2 separate regions of the Mus musculus genome follow, and region 1 is linked to region 2. Evidence: chromatin loops called from intact Hi-C (ENCODE). Cell type or tissue: heart. All regions are shown on one strand. Region 1 holds the start of 5430425K12Rik (RIKEN cDNA 5430425K12 gene). Region 2 overlaps Adgrv1 (adhesion G protein-coupled receptor V1).

The links. A loop is a pair of places that touch in the nucleus more often than their neighbours do. Peaks named below come from ENCODE experiments on the same cell type or tissue, not always from the same donor. Only the 100,000 strongest peaks of a DNase experiment are listed, where the experiment ranks them.
Region 1: it touches region 2 in a loop (2.3-fold over the local background); 2 of 42 quality-filtered maps call a loop at or near these places.

The regions. Positions count from the first base shown.
Region 1 is chr13:80,938,061-80,943,060 of GRCm38, forward strand. 5430425K12Rik (RIKEN cDNA 5430425K12 gene) reads left to right here and starts at 2,343. Exons shown (of 5, transcript NR_103550.1): 1 at 2,343-2,594; 2 at 3,146-3,237. In heart, a CTCF peak has its summit at 2,960 (motif pointing left); DNase peaks (open chromatin) are centred at 1,341, 2,531 and 3,001; H3K27ac peaks cover 555 bases.
Region 2 is chr13:81,131,291-81,136,290 of GRCm38, forward strand. All of the region lies in intron 87 of Adgrv1 (adhesion G protein-coupled receptor V1), which reads right to left. Among named protein-coding and RNA genes, the nearest start is that of Gm32639, 30 kb to the left of the region's middle. In heart, a CTCF peak has its summit at 2,933 (motif pointing left); DNase peaks (open chromatin) are centred at 801 and 3,331; H3K4me3 peaks cover 598 bases; H3K27ac peaks cover 2,840 bases.

The sequences.
Region 1 (5,000 bases), 190 kb before region 2:
GCTCACAGCCATCCATTGGACTGAACACAGGGTCCCCATTGGAGGAGCTAGAGAAAGGACCCAAGGAGCTGAAAGGGTTTTCAGCCCCATAGGAGGAACAACAATATGAACCAGTCAGTATCCCCAGAGCTCCCTGGGACTAAACCACCAACCAAAGAGTACACATGGAGGGACCCATGGCTCCAGCCACATATGTAACAGAGGATGGCCTTGTGGGACATCAGTGAGAGGAGAGGCCTTTGGTCCTGTGAAGGCTCTATGCCCCAGTATAGGAGAATGCCAGGACAGGGAAGCAGGAGTGGGTGGGTTAATGAGCAGGGGGAGGGAGGATGGGCTAGGGGATTTTCAAAGGAGAAACAAGGAAAGGAAATAACATTTGAAAAGTAAATAAGAGGCAGGCGGATTTCTGAGTTTGAGGCCAGCCTGGTCTACAAAGTGAGTTCCAGGACAGCCAGGGCTACACAGAGAAACCCTGTCTCGGAAAAAAAAAAAAAAAAAAAAAGAAAAGAAAAGTAAATAAAGAAAATATCTCATAAAAAGGGGGGGCATGAAATCAGAAGGGACACATAGAGAGGTAAAGGTCTGGAGAGGGAAAAGAGGAAAATGGCAGATGGTCATGATCACAATTTATTGCATAAATTTATTATCAATTCAGTCTCATAAATTTGTCCCAATTAAAACTTTCAACGACGGAGTGTTAAAATATTATTTTAAATATATCTGGCTAATCTACCTCAAAACAAAACAAAACAAAACAAAGGACAAGTAAGAGAGAGACCTTGCTGAGCATGCTGGCACTCTGGAGCTTCAACATTTGGGAGAGATTCCTTGTGTTTAGTAGCTCACAGCCTAGTGAAGACTATAATCAGCCAACCACAGTACACGATGTGCTGGTTCTGAGACAGGTGAGCACAGGATCATGATGTCAATGATCCTCTGGACCTACTTTCTGGAGGAGGGAAGGGGGAGGACCTCTACTGTTCACATTTCCATCTGGGAATGAAGGAATGCCCTGTAGGAGCAAATGCAGAGAGGCATCAAGGAAATGCAGGAGATGCGAATTTCTGAAGGGCTTTTCAGTTCTCATGGCAATGTCTGTTTCTCCCTGATGGCCAGCCTTTGCCTGGTTTGACCTGGCTGTGCCAGATCTAGCTGCTATGAGTTCTGCTGCTGCTGCTGCTGCTGGCTCTGCACCCCCCCCCCCTGCCCCGCTCCCAACTGGTCCTTTAGGCACTCCTTTCCATGTGTCAGATGAGGACTCCTTTCCCATTAGCTTGCCATCCACAGGCAGTGCAGTCCAGCCCAGACAGCTGCCTTTGGCTTTGAAAACTGCCTGGCTCACTTCCCCACCAGTCTGTGAAGGAGTCCAACATGCCACTTGATGTCACATGTGTTGCAGGTGTTGTGGATGAAATTGCTACAGGAGCTGGATGTAAATGATGTCATTGGGCAAGACGGGACTTGGCATGCCCACGTTTGTCCAAATGCTGTTCATATCTCCCAGCGAAAAGATGTTGTAAATAAAGAGAACAAGCACAAACTGATCTTAAAGACTGAGCATAAACAAGAGCTGTCCTGGGCACTATGGAAAAGCTTGCAGTTCTCATAGTAAGACTACCCTTGTGTTAGAAACCTGTTGTGCAGACTGAGGAAGTGAAGGCTCAGACAGGTTCAGAGACTTATGCAAGGTCCCACAACTCCACAGATCCCTTTATTCTCTCTCTCTCTCTCTCTCTCTCTCTCTCTCTCTCTCTCACACACACACACACACACACACACTCATAACACACTCACACCTGTATACTGACTCACACACACACTCACACACATTTACACTCATTCATAAATACACACACACACACACACACACACACACTCATAACACACTCACACCTGTATACTGACTCACACACACACTCCCACACATTTACACTCATACATAAATACACACACACACACACACACACACACACACACACACTACTGAGGACAGCAGCCAAGGCCCTGCATATACTAAGCATAGGACTATATAAACAGTTACAGATTACTGTTTATCTTGAATCTGAACACAAATCAACGTGTTCTTTAAACTTTGGACTGGTTTACAGCAGGAACCATGAGATATTAGCATTGTACTAAGATTTCTGATTCCAGGCTGATTATCAGTTTTCTAGGAGTCAAACAAACATAGGGCATTTAGCCTGGGCCTATGAAGTCATGTTCATAAACATGCTATCAATCTAAATACATTGGCTTGAAAGGAAGCAGCAAAGCAATACTAACATAAAGGTCATCAGATAAAAATGTGGTTAAATATATGTGCATTCCCAGAACTACACTAGGGAGAAGATGGGGGAAAGTATGCCTGTTTTTGTGACTTGTTGGTAACTGCCGAGTTCTTTTCCTTGGGACTAAAAACAATTTACAGCATTGCCAACAGCATTCAGTACATTCAGAACAGGATCATTTCACCCAGAGCTGACCGAAGGCCTTGCTCGGGACAGCATCGAGGACGGCTGTCCAGCAGACAGGGGAGTATGCCAGGTTCAGCAAGTGAAAAGCCAAGCAGGGCCATTTTAAGCAACACAGCTTATGTAAGTGAGAGCTAACTGTCTCACTGGAAGTGGGTCAGACAGGAGCTGGGAGAACTGGGGTCCTTATGACCCCAGTGAAACCTACAGATAGCTTTCCTTTGCATCTCTTAGAATGTGACTAGTTATGAAACAATGTCAGAGTTCAGTTCAGGCCTCTGTATTTCCCACCCTCTTCTTGTTTCCAAATGGTTTTCTTTCTCCCTTTCTTCATTGGAATATGCTAAGCTAAGCGAGGCACACATCATTTGATAGAGTTTGATAATGTGACTGCTGGGAACAGGGAAAAAAGGTAGGGGATAAAGAAAGATCCTTTTTGCGGCTCACAGCTGTGATTCAGTTCTGACTCAAGAGGAAGTGTGCCACCTACTGACTCCCAGAAACCACTTCCGGTGGCTGTTTGGTTTATTCTGGAGGCATCAGGCCAGGCCAGGGACTGCCCTGCCCTGACCCTTGCCTGGCTCTCCAGAGCCAAGGCGTTCACAGCTTGAGTTGGTTTGGCCTAAGACTCTTGAGAACATTACAGATTAAATTTCAAGTGTTTCGTTTCCTAGCAAAGAGTCTTTAGCAACATAAAAACGAGCATGTGTTATTTGCAAACCATCTGAACCATTACTCAACCTGAATGTTCCTAAGTTTTTGCAAGGTATGTATTCTGGATGACCGCTCTCCAGCGATCTGAATGTAATTAGTTTTTCCTGTGGGCAGCTCGGGCAGTCTGTAGGGTGGCACTAGCTGCATGAGTCTTCATGGGAGCCCTTTAATCGGTGAAGCAACACTGGACTTGTTCTCATGGGTCCCTGTGTCTGAGCAAGTGCTCAGCCTATGTATGCAGATGGGTTGGGGGAAGTGGTGTGTGGCAGCCACACAGTGTTGCCCTCATACCAGAACTGTACTCTGCCCTCTAGAAATGGGGCCCTGGCTGACCACTGGAGCTCACTTTGGAGTCAACTTTTCTTGAAGGAGCCCCCAAGTACCTTCTTTAATGTAGGGACATATAGAAGAAGGAAAGCGGGTGGGGGGGGGGGCGATGGAGGTAGCCTCAACATTACTTTTTGCTGTATTGGCAGGTGAAAAGAGGAGTAGTAAGTGGTTTGGTTCCATAATGTCATCTTCAAACAGACTAAAGGTTTTTGATTGTTTTTAATCCTAGGTGGTTTAAGATTCCACAGTGCCAGCATACATATGCTCTCTCAATGATTCAAGTTCCAGAAGTGGTTCTGCATGTAGATCAATACTAGAGATCTCAAGGATCACTTCTGAGGGTTAAAAAGGCTTCTTTCCTCAGATTGCATAGGAATCCCTAATGGCAGAGAACAGATAGTGCCTCCCCTGCTCCGCTGATGTGTGAAAGAACGCCTGCAAACCCCTGGAGTGGGCAGCGAACAATCTGTCCGTGTCAGCCAGCTGTCCTGAGGAGTCCTGAGCTACACAGCGGCCAGAGTGGTGCTCGCACCTGTCCTGGAAGGGGGAGCTTTCCTTGTGCCCCCTTTTAGTGTCATTACCATGTCTTCTCCCATGATTTCAGTTCTACCTGATAAGGCCAGACAGTTCCTCAGCGTATGATCGGTAACCTATGGTTAACGATGGAATTCTCTGACTGCACTCTCTTAGCCTGTGTAAATGCATGCATTTCTTTGGGAAAATGATAAAATATATGAAAAAATAACCACAGGCTGAAATGTCCTGTCAAAAAGATATCTAAAGTACATGCAAAGTGTTTGCCAATTAAGTACATGTGAGTAACATTTTTCCAAATTATAATACTCAACATCTTAAAAGGTATATGTAATCCAAACCAGATCATTTTTTCTTTTGCTCTAAGGCTACTCTCCATCTGACATAAAGAGGAGATGGAGATCTACCCCTATGTCTCTCAGGCCAGTTGAACCTCTGATACAGTTTCTGCTTCTTCTTCTTACCTATCATGCCATTTGACTCAAGAAAGCACACAGACTGCATTCTAACTCGGCCTTTCAAAGTCCAGATAATCTAAACATTGTTCATTAAGTACTTTCCTGACAACAGTAGCAAAAAGATAAATTGATTTATAATAATTCCAGAAGCCTGAAGACAATACTTAAACCTTCATCTTGTGTGCAATTTTGTTAGTTCCTATTGTTTTTATTAATCACCCTGTAATCTACTATGTAACCTCTGACCTATAGTAAATGCTTAATAGCTATCTTATTAATAAATTTCAGCATTTACTCTCCAAATAACAAAAAGTATTATTCTGTTTTCTAAGTTTTAAAAAACATTTTATATGAAGTACTTGCACACATATATATATAGATCATCAGGAAAGAATGCAATTTTCTGTCATTAATTCTTTTTGACAAGGTCTCCTGGAGTCCATGCTGGCCTTAATCTCACTACATAGCTGAAGCTCACTGCTTAGCTTGCATA
Region 2 (5,000 bases):
GGTCTGTAGGGCTGAGGTGGGCCCAGCTGGGAGATTAAGGTCAGCAGTTCACCTTGTCAGAGGATACCAGCTGTTGCCTCTTCTAGACAGCGCCAGTGTCAGACTCACTCTCTGACTTTTATGAAGTTTGATGTGAAGATTCCTAGGTTGTTAATGTTCTCATGTTTAAGGACAACATTTACACATTGTGCAGGCCAATTAACGCTGACTGGCAGGCAGATCCTTGGCTGTCAGCTTACTCCCTCTGGCTTTCCTAGCAGGTTCTCCCTCACATTCCACAAGGATCAAGGGAATGACATTCTCTCAACTTTGCCTTTTACAAATTTTCTATATTGGACTTAATTTTTTTCTTTAAAAAAATTAGAATTGTTTTTAAAAATTCTTTGACCCTTTTTTGAGCCTGGAACCAACCCCAGGTTCCAGGGTGACCTCAAATGAGCCACAAGATGACAAGTCTTGGGTGTGTGTGTGTGTCTGTGTGTCTGTGTGTGTGTGTGTGTGTGTGTGTGTGTGTGGTAGATCTGAGGTGGGAGGAGGGAGAGGCTGGACATTTGGCCCTGTTCTGGACCAGAACAGAGCTTCAAATCCCTCAGAAACACAGCCCCAGAGCAGGCACCAATCTACTTATCCTTTACAGCTAGAGAGAAGGAACGTGCCAGTGCTCTTCAGGCCAGAAACAGCTCTGCCGTGCTGCAGGGAACAGTGTGTACCTGTAAAAGACAGCACGAGCTATGGAGCATGGAGGTGATAAGGAAAGTAGAGAAGGGCGTGGAGGACAAAGGATGCCCGCCCCCAATTGTCTGTAAGAAAAAGCTTTGGAAACCAAGAAGGCAAGAGTGCCTGCCCACAGCAGGAAGGCAACACAGACAGACTCCCCGCCTGACTCAGGGCCATCCTTCCAACAGGCTACTGGGAATCCCCTCCCAAAATAGCCAGGAGTCCACAGGCTGAGATGGATTCAACAGGCTATTTTTGTTGCAAGAAGTCAAGTTATCAGATAAAAACATGATACAAGTTAAAAGAACCCGTCACCCCATCCCTCACCCACCCACCCCACAGTTAAAAGAACCCGTCACCCCACCCCTCACCCCCCACCCCACCCCACAGCTCATGGCTGTGTCTCTTTATGGCGTGAGAGAGTCAGAGCCAGAAGTCTGAAGAACCAAGCCAGGACCTGTACTTTTGGCTTGAACTGAGCTCAGTTCAGAAACGTGCATAGAGTTTAGGTCAAAGACAGTCCTGCCTTTCCAGGGGTAGTGTGTCTGCCCCCTTCTCCCCTCCTTTCTTCCCTCCCTCCCCATCTCTTCCTCCTCTTCCTCCCCCTTCTCTCTCTTCTCTTTCTCCCTCTCTCTTCTTCCCCTCTCTCTTTCCCTATATTTGTCTTATGTTTTTCTTTTTTCTTTAGTGCCCCGCACACCCCCCAGAGAAAAAGGAAAAGGATGACCTCAGGCAAATCTGAGTTACAGGTTCATGTGCTTAAAGTTGTTTATTTACTTGTGATTTGAAAAGGAAAGGAAGAAGAAGCCTGCTTGAAAGCTTTGTGTCTGCAAAGAGTTGCTCAAGTTGCATTATGCAGCAACTGGTTAAAATTGCCAAATTGTCTCTTTCGTTTCTGCAAAAATGGCAAACGTTGCTCTTTTGCTTCTATAAAGGTCATTATGGTTTAAAGTGAAAACACACACACACACACACACACACAAACTTGGGTCATCGACTTGTTATTGAATTTGAGACGTGTTTTTGTTTACTAGTAAAATAAATCTAAGGATGTTTCTGTGGCTCCCAACCCCAGAAAGACAATCTCACAATGCAGCTAATGACTTTCTGTTCCTTTCCTTGTCGCTCAGGATCTTTTCCCTGAAAGATGGATCTCACAGCAGCCTGTTTCTAATTACTCTGTGTGCACATGAACTGAATACAAAGTATAGGGGTGCTTGGGTGGCGTGTCATGATCTTTCTCTTGTGCATTCCTGCCCCTTTCACAGTTTTGAAGATAATATAATTGTGGAAATAAAGTTCTTAACGAATGCATCTCAAAGTGGCATTTTCCAAATGTAACCAGGAAAGAAGTCAGCTCCTTTTTATAGTTGGTGAGGCATCACTGAGCAGGCATCAGCATGCGTATACCCAGAAGAAGAGAAAGAACAACTTGTGCAAGCCATTGTTGGTCATGAGCACTGCTTACTCTGGCCACAGTAGATTGTGACCTCACAACTCTTTCAAGAAAAATAAAGTGGGAATGCCTGGCATGCGCCGGGCACTGAGGTCAACTTCAGTCACAAATAAACAACAAGTAAAGTAATGAGCAAGCGTGATTTAACAGTCCCAAACAATGCATGTCTGCTGAACTACATCTTCTAGTCTGCTTGTTAATTCTGAGTGTATAGGCCAGGGCATGATTGTCATCACTGACACAACACCCAGCAGTGACATTTTATACAGAAGTTCCTCTTCAGTAACTCCTCACTACTACACTAGTCCTTTTCCTTCTCCTTCTCCTTCCCTTCTCCAACCCCCCCCCCCCCCACACACACACAGCCTGCATCCTTGTGTTCACCCACAGGGGTGTCACAGGACAGAGTTCAGACATGACTTTTGCCAGGATACTGGTATATGAGAGGGAGGGCAGGAGGGGAGAGGGAGGGGCAGGGAGGAGGAGGAGGGAGGAAGAGAGAGAGAGAGAGAGAGAGAGAGAGAGAGAGAGAGAGAGAGAGAAAGAGAGAGAAATCTTTTAAACTCTGAACTGCTAGAAAAACATGAAAATACTGATCTTTTAAAGGACTCTTTAAAAGGGATACATTTGGCTAGGGATATTGCTTAGTGGTTAGAGCACTGGCTGCTCTTCCAGAGAACAGCACTTCAGTTTCTAGCATCCATGTTAGGCAACTTAAAAAATTCAGATGCAGTTCCATAGTATGTAACACCCTCTTCTGGCTTCCACTGGCATCCACATACATACACAGAGCACACTTTACACAATAAAAATACATCTTAAAATTCAATGTGTATCATGTCTTTTTGAGGAGTGAATAAAAAAAGAAACAAACAAACAAAAAGAAATAGGTAAGGACATGACTGGTCCCAGATTCAGCACCAGGTGAATGAAAGAAAGAAATAAAAGGGGGAGAACATGACTGCTCCCAGGTTTGGTAGAGGAGAAAGCCTATTACATATGTGGGAGTCCAGAGATAATATGAGTCATGTAAGGAGACAGCACAGGGAAAGGGAGAGGGGAGAGAGGGGAACCAGGCAGAAGGCCCAAAAGAGAGTAGAAGGCAGGGAACAGATTACCAAACTGGTCAGATTACAGAGCAAGCAAGGGCAGCCCAGTCCCTGGCCTGGAGAAGTTTAGGGTGGGGTGGGGTATGTTAGCCAGGAGGCCCTGTAACAGCTAGGGACTGAGATGATAGGACAATTTTTGATGTGTCACATAGGCACCTCAGCCATCTGTCTCAAGTTTGAAACCCAACAATGAGAATGTTAGGAAAGTTTCCACTGCTGTGATAAACTTGACTCATACAAAAGTTTTATTTTGGTTCAAAGCTTCAGATCCTGGTAGCTCCCTTCACTGTTCTTACGCCGACGGGGGTGGGGTGGAGTGGGGGAGGGGTAACAACACCAAGGTAGAAGTGTGTGGCATGAGAACCTTTCTTATCTCATGACAGCTAGTAAATACTGAGGGGCAATAGGGCTCAGTGGGACAGAGTCCTAATAGCACCTTTCTAGGGCATGCCTGCCATGCCCTAGCTTTCTCTCTACTAGGTTCTACCTCCAAATGTTTCTAACACTTGCTGGAGTACCACCCTCTGGGAGCAAGCCTTTAACACATGAACTTTTGAGAAACATTTAGGACATTAAGCAGAACAGATGGGTCATGTAAGCAATACTGTTTACATAAACAATAGCTATGAAGATACAGTGATCCTTCTGTATGTGGGGAGGGTTGCTCCAGGGTTCTACTGAGGATACCATAACCTGTGCATGTTCAAGTCCTTCTTGAAAGTATTTCCATATACTGATGCACAAATTCTTATATTTCCATATGTCATTTAGACTACTTGAAATACCTAATCCAAGGTAGGGTCTGTATAAATTGTTTTATACAGATTATATAAATATAACATTAATACTATATTATCTAGGCAATAATGACAAGAAGACAAATAGGTTTGTGTTCAGTACAGGTATGATTTGTTAAGAATGTTTCCTATCTGTATTGGTTGACTCCTGACATACAAACCCGTGGAAGGATGGAGCTCTCTGGGCCCTTGGAGGTGGAGAAAACTTAAAGTCAGGGCCATCATAACACAGAGTTCTTGGGGTAAATGACTTGATGCCAGAGAATGCATTGAAAATTCTTAGGCTCAGAGAGGAAGTGGATGATTAGAGCAGAGACTTAAGTACGCCGGTCAGAGAGGCCTACTTCACTTCCAGGTCAGTGACACTCCTAACCCCTGGGAAGTGGAATCCTGGAGCACTTAGCTCCATGCTGGGCACACAGTATGTACATGTTAAAAGCCGCTTTATAACTTAGGAGGAGAACGATCAGCAGAGGGGAGGAAAGAGCGAGAAGAGAGGCAAGAGGAAAGAGGGAAGAGAGAAGAGCCTGATGGTCTTAAATAATCCTCAAAATTTATTCTGGTTAAATGTACTTTCTGTCAGTAAGCTGTTAAATACAGTTTACTGTAAACCAAATCAACAAACCATGCACACATGCGTTCCGAGGCGCGGGGTGGATGACGTCATGCCCATCCCCCTCCCTCCACGTTATTTTACCCTTTATGATGGTTCCAAGTCTTCTGTTTGTTTGGTCGGGATCCAGCATTAACCTACCACTTCCTTGAAGTCTTCTGGGCACTCACTAATTTATAGTAATCTCTTCTGGTTCCACCCCTGCAGCGTCATGTTCTGTATTTCCCCTCATTTGGCACTTTGTCCTCCACTGCCTGGGGCCGTTCCCTGAAGACCCACTCTCCCAGTTCCCCTGCTCTGACAGTCAA